Linked DNA regions of Homo sapiens: region 1 is linked to region 2. Evidence: chromatin contacts called from ENCODE Hi-C or POLR2A ChIA-PET data. All regions are on one chromosome and are shown on one strand. Each heading gives the region's core, a stretch centred on a gene start or an enhancer-like site at or near the end of the contact. The rest is flanking DNA. Distances are from core to core; before and after follow the strand shown. Region 1 overlaps PHF20 (PHD finger protein 20). Region 2 overlaps CPNE1 (copine 1).

What was found. A loop is a pair of places that touch in the nucleus more often than their neighbours do. ChIA-PET counts read pairs that join two places held with the same protein, here RNA polymerase II (POLR2A). Pooled maps may share reads with other maps.
Region 1: a pooled map shows a loop between it and region 2 (2.1-fold over the local background). The contact joins two enhancer-like sites. A Hi-C loop is called at or near these places in 1 of 37 single-sample maps with no recorded cell type and 5 of 50 pooled maps. POLR2A ChIA-PET finds 5 or more read pairs at or near these places in 7 of 52 experiments (GM10248, H1, MCF 10A and 4 more).

What each region holds. Positions count from the first base shown.
Region 1 is chr20:35,905,546-35,910,579 of GRCh38, reverse strand. All of the region lies in intron 10 of PHF20 (PHD finger protein 20), which reads right to left. Among named protein-coding and RNA genes, the nearest start is that of SCAND1, 46 kb to the left of the region's middle. RefSeq lists an enhancer at 3,457-3,957. Within about 2 kb of position 3,184, at least 4 of the 41 ENCODE cell types and tissues checked have a DNase peak (open chromatin) inside an H3K27ac peak, as active enhancers do.
Region 2 is chr20:35,657,221-35,662,326 of GRCh38, reverse strand. All of the region lies in intron 1 of CPNE1 (copine 1), which reads left to right. RBM12 (RNA binding motif protein 12) reads left to right here. Exons shown (of 3, transcript NM_006047.6): 2 at 3,313-3,397. Among named protein-coding and RNA genes, the nearest start is that of CPNE1, 5.1 kb to the left of the region's middle. Within about 2 kb of position 3,271, at least 3 of the 41 ENCODE cell types and tissues checked have a DNase peak (open chromatin) inside an H3K27ac peak, as active enhancers do.

The sequences.
Region 1 (5,034 bases), core at 1,935-4,434, 250 kb before region 2:
CAGGGGGAGGGGAGAGGTGGGAAGGAGGAACTAAAAAGGGGCATGAGGAAAGTTTGGGAGGGAATGGAATATGTTTACTATCTTGATTGTGGTGATAGTTGGGTATAAACATATGTCAAATCTCACCAATTATACCATTTAAATATGTGTAGTTCATTGTACAATTAAGTCTCGATACAGCTGTAAAGAAAAACAACCAATTCAGTTGCATTTAGTACATTCACAATGTTGTACGACCACTTTGATATAGTTCTAAGAACATTTCCATCACTCCAAAGTAAAACCCTTTACCATTAAGCAGCATTTCCCCTCCCCTAAGCCCTTCCCCTCAGCCCCACCAACCTGCATCTGACTCCATGGGCTTATCTACTCTGGATATCTCATAAATATGGAACCATACAATATGTGACCTTTTGTGTCTGGTTTCTTTCATTTAGCATGATGTTTTCAAGGATATCAGGATTTTTAAAACTTTCCAAGTGATTCTGATATGGAATCAAGATATCCACAAAGCAGGTGTGAGGCAGGGTAGACAATCAGATTCCATTTTAACTAAGCACTTGTGTGCAAGGAAACCACAAATATCTCATTTAATCCTTACAACAACTTGTGTGTATATCATTCCCATTTTACAGGCCGGGAAACTGAAGCTCAGAGAGGTGAAATCACCCACCTGACATCACATAGGTATTTAAAAGCAAATTGGTCTGACTCTCCAGCACCATGTCTCCTCTGCAACCCAGGCCCCTCTCCCAAATTAGCACTTGGTAACCATCAGAAAGGAAGAGTGGGCTGTGCCTACTGGCTGGCAAGCCTGGAATCTATAGGCAGAGTTGATCTACTGGCTAGAGAACATAGGACTTAAGGGTATTTGAGCTCCTTAACTTTTAAAATACCCTGCAACTAGAAAGAAAGTCAACAAACATGAAAGCTGGAGAGAACTTAGACCAATTTGTAAAAGCACTCATTTTTAAAACCAAAAACCCAAGGCCCAAAGACAGCAGACTGGCAAAACATGGTCAGATGCCTTCTGAATTTCAAAAAAGCTATCAGTCATTTTTACTTTTCATTGATCCTGAGAACAGGGTCTTCCCCAAACATAAAAACAAAACTCATTTTTACACAGTTTGACTACCACCGTATTATTAGCCATGGTTTCAATTCATTTAGGCAACAGATACCATGCATATACTATGTTCCAGGCACATTCTAGGGAGGAGGGATATTGCAATGAACAAAGACAGATAACACCCCCTGTCCCTCACAGAGCTACATTCTATTCAGTTGGTGCAAAAGAATTGCTGTTTTTGCCACTGAAAGTCACAGCAAAAACCACAATTACTTTTGCACCAACCTAAAAAGCTGATGGGGCAGCAAACTATGAATAGGAGGGAATTTCCTCAACTGGATAAAGAACTTCTTTGCAGCCAACTTCATACTTAATGGTAAGAAATTGGATGCTTTCCCCTTAAGATCAGGAACAAAGCAAGGTGCCTCTCTCTCTACTCCTATTCAACATTTTACTGGAAATCTTAGCGAGTGGAATAAGCCAGAAAAGGAAATAAAAGCTCTACAGATTGAAATGGAAGAAATAACACTATCTTTGTTTGCAGATGATCTGTCTATGTAGAATATCCCAAAGAATTGATCAAAACAAAGACTGCCAGAACAGCACTTACAGCAAGGTTACAAGACACAAAGTTAATATACAACAATCTATTGCTTTTCTATATGCCAGCAATGAATAACTGGAATTTGAAATAAAGAAATAGCAAGGAGATCTGTATGGCTCCAATGGAACTGAAATTAGAATTAGGTTGAGTAAGGGAAAGAAGCAGATGGAGGCTAGCAGCAGAACATGATGAAGGGCCCTGTGAGGAAGTTGGCTTTTACTATGAGTGATTTAGGGAGCCACTGGAAGGATCTCAGCAAAGGAGGGATATTATCTGTTGTACCTTCACCCACACTCCTCCACAACACACACACAGACTGCTCCCTGATCCAGTTTTTATTTGTAAATTCAGGTTTTAGTGACCTCCAACTAAAGTAATTATACCCATCAGCTTAGTGAAATGCTAACAGAATTTATCTTGTCAGCAGCAGAACTGCCTGAAGCAGCAACATAATCTAGGTCCTAAATCCTTGAGACAGAGAGGGCAAGATGTAGAGGAAAACTGCCCAATGCTAGGGCATACCTGGTTATCTGGCTAAAGATAGTGGTCATTTGTAAACTCCAGTGGCAGAACTTGCAGGCCCTAGAAAAGACACAGAGAATTGCCCAGCAAGGACTGAGCTAAGGCAGGTGAGTCCCTGAGGAACAGGAGTAGACAAGGTGACAACAGGCAGAAATCCCCAGACTGCCAGGTGCACAGGAAGTCTCCTGCAGGGAGGCACTCCTATCTCCCACTCCAGGGCCTGGGACAGGCACTCTTCCCTGGAATCATAAAAGACAGCAGAGCCTCAAAGTGAGAGTATGGGCTTCACAACAGATTCAAATCATGGCTCCACCACCTGCTAGAGCTGTAAATATTGGTTCAAATTAATCCATCTCATCTGCACCTTAGTTTCTAATCTATAAATTAGGCATTATAGATGCCTAATATGCCAACATTAGAGCATCCAAATTCTTAAAACAAGTACTTCCAGACCTAAAGAAAGACTTAGTCACATAATTTTAGTGGGGGACTTCAACACCCCTCTGACACAGCATTAGAAAGATCATCGAGGCAAAAAACAAAGAAATACTGGACTTAAATCCAGCAATGACAAACTATACATTCCACCCATCTGCAAATGGCAAATAATCTAAAATTGACCACATGCTTGGCCATAAACCAAGTATCAGTGAATTCAAATCATTGAAATCATATCAACCACACTCTGAGACCACAGTGGAATAACTGCATAAATTAGGCATAACAGCACCCACCTCAGAGGGTTTGTTCTGATAACTAAATAAGACAATACAAGTAACGAACTTGGAACAGCGCCCAGCACATGAAGTACTCAAATGTCAGCTGTTATTATCTTGCTTGCAATATTCTTTCCCTGGAAAGCAGTGCTGGTCGCTGGTCTGCTGTCAACTCTCTCTCTGGACAGCTTTACCAATTGTTCCATGACCCACAGAGCATGTACTGGCTGTGGAGCTTCCTCCCGGCTGCCCTGACTAGGTTGGACAAAGAGTGACTTCCTGCCAGGCTCTGGATCAGAGAGCAGCTTGTCACCTAAGCAGGGTGAGGCTTTCCTCCAGGATGGCCACTTGTCCTCTCCCCAAGCTGCAGGTGTCCATCAGGAGAAATACCAGAGGCCCTCTTGCTCCTCCATACAGCTGACTCTTGAGTATTCCATCCAGTCACTGATTTATGAGAGCAGAGGGACAACTGTCATCAGACCGCCGCTTCCAGGAGGGAAAAGAATAGCATCACCACCACCTATGGGGTAACTGCTTGTACACCACAGAGCTCAGCCACGAGGCTGGGACAAGCACTGACCAGAGCATGTTCTGATCTGCACAAGGGGGTGGTAGCTCAAGGGCAGACAGAAGCAGATATGGGCTTGGAGGGGTTCTCTCTGCCTATCAGAGAAGTGGTAGTCAGGGTCTGCCACTGTCATTTCACCATGTCTACCTTCCCAATCTCATCTCCTATCAGTCCCCTACCATGAGTCCCACCCAGATACCAACCCAGGATGGCCCTCCAATAACCCCTCCCTCCTCAAGCCCTGCATTCTTCTTAGCTCATGTGGTAAAGGCTGCAGTGCCCTTCCCAACACTATTTCTCCACTTCTTCCATAGGAAGAGTTCATGTTCCATGTTCCCTTGAGAGAGGGGTGGCAGATGTTCTGCCTATCGGATACAAGAAGTGATGTGTGGCACTTCTGGGTTGTGCCTTAAAAGAAAGGAGCATACTTTCCCTTCACTTCCCTTCCCAGCAGCTGAAAGATAAGCAAGGCAGGGAGCCATTTTGGACACCAAAGAAGAGCAGCACCTGGGGCAACAACGGGGAGAAAGCAAGGCCCAGGAACCTTCAGAGCCTGGTGGAACAACGGGGAGAAAGCAAGGCCCAGGGACCTTCAGATCCTGGTGGAAAAACGGGGAGAAAGCAAGGCCCAGGGACCTTTAGAGCCTGGTGGAACAATGGGGAGAAAGCAAGGCCCGGGGACCTTCAGAGCCTGAGCACAGCCACCATGGGTAACTTGCAGTTCATCCTGAGAGGGAAATAAACTTCTCTGATTTTAGCCAGCTATGTTGTTCTCTCTGTTATGGCACTATAATCCATATTCTAATTAAGCTCACACTGCTCTTTTTGTTTTAAGGGGAGGAGGACATGTTCCTGCGATAAGGCCAGTGTAGTCCCATGAGAAAAGGTGTGGATGGCAATGAAGAGGTGCCCACTCCAGTGCCCCAAGGCTCACTTTGGCCTAAAACTGAGGTTTACCCAGGGTGAGAGCACGACTCAAACAGATGTAGCAATAAGTAATAATAAGCACAGGAGAGGCCCTCTTTGACACTAGAAAATTCTTTCTGAGCCTAACCTGTATTCAGGACTGAACTCACCTAAGTAGAAAGAAACCCAAGGGAGCCTGAGCTGGCTACTGGAAGAGAATTTATTAAGTGACTCTGGTATACTGAGAAACCTCATTTGGAAAAGCAAATCTAAACTGACCTTCTAAATTCATTTTGCAACTAAAGGCTTGGCTGAGAGCAGAAGAACCATATGAGTGACAGGATTACAGAAGGCTGGCATCAGAAGGGGCACCTTAGGGACAGATGATTGGTTTATTCCCCTTGATGCCTCTGAACCCTTGCTATGCCTATTCCTGGCACAGGGATGCTTTTCCTCTTCCCGGCTTCTGGTCCAATTCCTATCTAGCCTCACTCCTTAAGGCGTGGGTTAGTCTGCTCAGGCTGTTATAACAAAACATTATGTTATATGTGGCTTAAACAACAGATATTTCTTTCTCACAGTTCTGGAGGTTGGAAACTACAAGATCAAGGTGCCAGACTATTTGGTTCCCAGTGAGGCCCCTCTTCCC
Region 2 (5,106 bases), core at 2,022-4,521:
GAGTGAATGTGGTTGTTTAGGTTAGAAGTATAATTTTGCTCTGAAGTGAAAATGAAGGTAGCAACATTTTTGTTGGCATTTGGGGGGATTGAAACATAACTTAATATTTTTGACAGGAGGAATATCTTATTTAGAAATGTCTTCTGATTTGCTGCCTTTGAGTACGGAATGGAGGTTAATGGAAAAATTGAGTAATGCGTTATAAAAAGTACACATCTCCATCAGTGTCAGAATAATTTTTTCATTAAGAGTGATCCCAGACTTTGATATATGGTCCATTTGGGAATGGGGAACAAAATCAAGTGGCTGAAACTGTGGTTGTTTCATAATGTTTATTATAATGTGATTATACTGTTTTTAGCATTGTGCCCGTTGTGATTGGTTCTCTGTTGCTAATCTCTGAGGTGAACATTTGAGAGTTTGTTTCTTTTGGATCTGAAGAACCTAGCTCTGCTGTACCCTGGTTCTTGTTGATTAAAGAGTGATAACTGAACAAAGTTAAAGTTCACTTTTGGATGTTTACTACCAGATGAAGAGTGAAAATAGTCGTTTTAGTTTGTGCCTTGACTTCTTGATGAAGAGATTTGTTGTCAGACATTTTTTTCTGAAATTCCAAGTGATTAGAATGGCTAGTAAATACGAAAGTCTGTCTTGCCATAATATGTTAAATTTTTGTAGCAGATACTTGTGATTTGTGCATGCATCCGGTATTTTGTCAAGTTGAAGCAAGCCTTTATGTTAGGACTAATTCCTGATAATATGAATGGAAAACATACTAAAGCCAGCTTCTTGTTTTAGATCTTCTGAAGTATATCAGTGGCTTTAATGACAAATCAGGCCCATTTTCTCCTTTCCTATCATTATGCTGTATGTATAGATAGAATATGTATTTTAGATGTTTTATTGTTTAGTTATTATTTTAGTCTTATCCTTCTAAAGTTCAGCAAAGCTTTAGGTAAATGGCGTGGATTTTTGAAATCCTGCATTCAGTCGCTAGCTGACATTTAGAATACAGGAATAGTAGTTTCCTGGAAAACAGTGACACTTATGTTAAATTCTTGTGGTTTTTACAAAGTGAGGTGTCAACACAGAAGTATTTCAGTTCTATTTCCATTTACCTTTCCCTTTTGAAGAGGTATAATACCAAGGGTTGTGAAGTTCTGACTTGTAGCATCAACTTTCTGCATGGTTTTCCTTGGTATGGGGTGGGGTGGGTATTCCTCTTTGCTGAAATAGAAGAGAATCATAAATTTCTATCTGGATTGATTTTGTGCTTTAAGTTGTACACATAAAACTTGAACTAGGCATTTGTCAAATTCAGCTGGGCCTTTCAGCCTTGCCTTGTGGAATGAGAAATATCTTCCTTTTAAAGGTAATTTCTGGTAACCTTTTAGAAATTTTTGAGAGTAGACCTGGTGAGTTCCCTTTGAGCTTAACTGGCTGACCCCAGATATGTCCTTCTCAAGATAGACATACGGTATCTTTTGAGTTTGCAAGGGAAGAGGCTGAGAGGAACCTTCTTACCTTATATTCAGGCATATGCCCTGGCCCCATACCTGACCTTTTGAATTGGAATCTCCAGTAGGGATCAGATGTTTATTACAAGTTCTAGAAACTAGAAAGTTACCCTGTTATGTGGCTGCTGGAGTCAAACCTGTACATAAATATTACAGTACTTCATGCTCTTGCTCATTGCTTTACTTGAAGCAGGTTTTTTTCTGTTTCACATTTTCCTTTGTGACCTGTTAAACTACTAGATATGGCTTTCAAATGAAGAATTTTTAAACTCCTTAGACTTAGTTAGGCTAGGCCAGGCGTGGTGGCTCACACCTGTAATCTCAGCACTTTGGGAGGCTGAGGCGGGTGGATCACTTGAGGTGAGGAGTTAAGAGACCAGCCTGGGTAACATAATGAAACCCCTGTCTCTACTAAAAATACAAAAATAAGCTGCGGGTGGTGGCGCAAGCCTGTAGTCAGTCCCAGCTACTCCAGAGGCTGAGGCATGAGAATAGCTTGAACCCAGGGAGGCGGAGGTTGCAATGAGCCTAATGAGCCTAGATCGCGCCACTGCACTCTAGCCTGGGCGACAGAGCGATACCCTGTCTCAAAAAAAGAAAAAAAAAAGAGGCTAGATTTCTACAACATGTAAAAGATTAATACAATGCTCTAGACTTTTGATTGTGTTGATTACATATTTGCATAGCTTTTTGTGGTAAAACCATCTCACTATTCTTTAGCAACTTGAGTAGTTGACTAGACGATGAATAGTTTGTCCTTTAGAAAATCACACAGATTTTTGAAATATGTTTTACTTTTTGGCGATGAATATTAAGGTCATTAGTTGTATTTTGGTCTTGGAAGATACTAATTTAAGATGAGCATCATTTGGAAAAGTAGTCGTAGGTAATCTTAATACTGAACAGTGGCAAATTTCTTCTCTCTCCGAATTAAAACATGACCTTTGAAAAAAAATAAAAAGCAAAAAATGACCTTTGAATATAGTTGTCTAGACATTTGGTCATATATGCTTGTGACTTGTTAATAACCTCACCAGTTTGGAAGAAATGACAGTGAAAGATGAGTGACCTGTTTTTATTTTGGGATATACTCTTAATATGTCAGGCATTTTTAGGGTGTTTTTAAATTTTATTTTATTTTATTTATTTAAATTTTACAAGTTTTTGAGAACTGTTGTGATGTCAGAGGAAAAAACACTTTCCCTTAATATTTTGTTAATATTTTGAGCTCCAGTGGAATTAGTCCTTATAGCAAGAACTCATACTTCATTTGTTTTGTGATGTTGGATGCTATTTTGTGCAAAATAAAATATATTGAAAGAATAATTGCAGTAATTTCCATGAGTACCCTTGAATTGCTATCTTAAGTTGTCCAAGAATTGTTATTGTGCGAACTTGTGCCTTTTCATCACAAATTTGGTGAGAACCTGGGGAAATAGACTTGTGTTACGGAGTTTTCTGGACTGGTTTAATTATAAAGTGATCAAAGCAATTAGCTGTGAAGCTGAGCTTTATGACTGTTTTAATTTTCAGTGGATTCGTTATTGGGCTAAGTTAATGACACTCTTGTAAATATATAATTATTTTGAGATACTCAAATTTGAAAGCAATACCAACTAAAAAGCATGTGTGGGATTTTGTTACGGTGTCTTTCTTTTTTTTTTTTTTTTTGATATGCATTCTAATGAAGTACTCTGGTGGTTTCAGACTCGCCTTCGTAATGTACAGTGTGGCCTGTGCGTGTTGTTTTGTGTTTCCTGCATTGATTTTTGCCTCCGTTTATTCTCTATTGCAGTCTAAAAGTTGGTTTTAATTGGTTGCCCACAGGATTGACTTGGCCTCTACTTCTTGTTAAGGAAATTCATCTCTTGTTTTATCAGGTAAGAGATTTTGAATAGAGAGTTCGTTTTTATACAAAATAAAATGAGATAGCTTATTAAGAAATATGAAAATATATGTAGCAACTATATTGTGTGTGTGTGTGTGTGTGTGTGTGTGTGTGTGTGTTTTTGTTTGCTTGTTTTTTGTTTTGAGACGGAGTCTTGCTCAGTTGCCCAGGCTAGACTCTGTTGCCCAGGCTGGAGTGCAGTGGTGCCATCTCGGCTCACTGCAACCTCCGCCTCCCGGGTTCAAGCACTTCTCTGCCTCAGCCTCCCGAATAGCTGGGATTACAGGCGCCTGCCACCATACCCGGCTAATTTTTTTGTATTTTTAGTAGAGATGGGGTTTTATCCTCTTGGCCAGGCTGGTCTTGAACTCCTGACCTTGTGATCCACCTGCCTTAGCCTCCCAAAGTGCTGGGATTACAGGCATGAGCCGCCACCCAGGCCGGTGTGGTTTTTTACAAGTTTATCTGAGGGATAGGGGTGGGGTAGATGGGTGCTTTGAACAGTTGTTCCTTTGGGGGTCAATTTCATTTATATGGATCTATTTATCTTGTGATTTTCCTGATAGGCAGTAAGTTTTATTCCTTAGTAGCATTTTAGACTAATTACAAATACAGATGCTTGTTATTGATATGTTTATTTATATTTCCTAAGAGTTTAAGTATAGATAATGGGTCACATGTTTTAGAGTACAAATTTTAGACTTTAAATGGAACCTTAGCAAGTGGAATCTAACCCTCTTGTTTAAGTAACTAAGATAGGCCCAAGTTAGGTTGAAATGACTTAGCTGTCAAACAGTTACTTAGTAACAGAAAAGCAGATACTTTTTTAAATTTTTTTTTAAATTTTTATTTGTTTTATTTATTTATTTCTTTTTGAGACAGAGTTTCGCTCTTGTTGCCCAGGCTGGAGTGCAGTGGCGTGATCTCTGCCTCCCGGGTTCAAGTGATTCTTCTGCCTCAGCCTCCCTAGTAGCTGGGATTACAGGCACCTGCCACCATGCCCAGCTAATTTTTTGTGTTTTTAGTAGAGACGGGGTTTCACCTTGTTGGCCAGGCTGGTCTTGAACTCCTGACCTCGGGTGATCCACCCACCTCATCCTCCCAAAGTGCTGGGGTTACAGGTGTGAGCCACCGCACCTGGCTGCGGATATTATTTCATATTTTTTGGAAGCTAGAAACAATTTTTCTCATCAGATGGCTTTATGAATAAATCTTGTATTCCACTTTGGTTTAATATTCAGCCCTTTCCAGCTGGTAATCTGAGGCAGATTTTCAATAGCATATTCTCATGTGTACCTTGTACAAACTTTCAGTAAATCCCTGCTCTTAACAGAAAATGGCTTGAAGACTTAACTGTGTATGTCACTTTAGCCCTGTGTTTAATTTTTGTGTTCTTGGGACTATATCAAGTTTCTGTTTGATTGTCCCAGTGCAAACTAGTCTCTCTCTCTCTCTCAAGTTGTTTTGAGTACCTGGATTGCCCATGATGTTTCCCCTATACAAAGTGATTAACCGTTTTTTGAAGTTGAACAGGAAATGCTATCACATTTTGCATACAGCCACATATTCTAGATTGAGCAAGGAATGTGAATTTGATTTAATGACTTGGAAACTGCTTGATGAACCTCCTTATAGGCTGCTAAATAGTAAATGAGAAAAGAGACTGTTGGTGTGATGTTTTTTAGCGTTAATTTTTCTTGT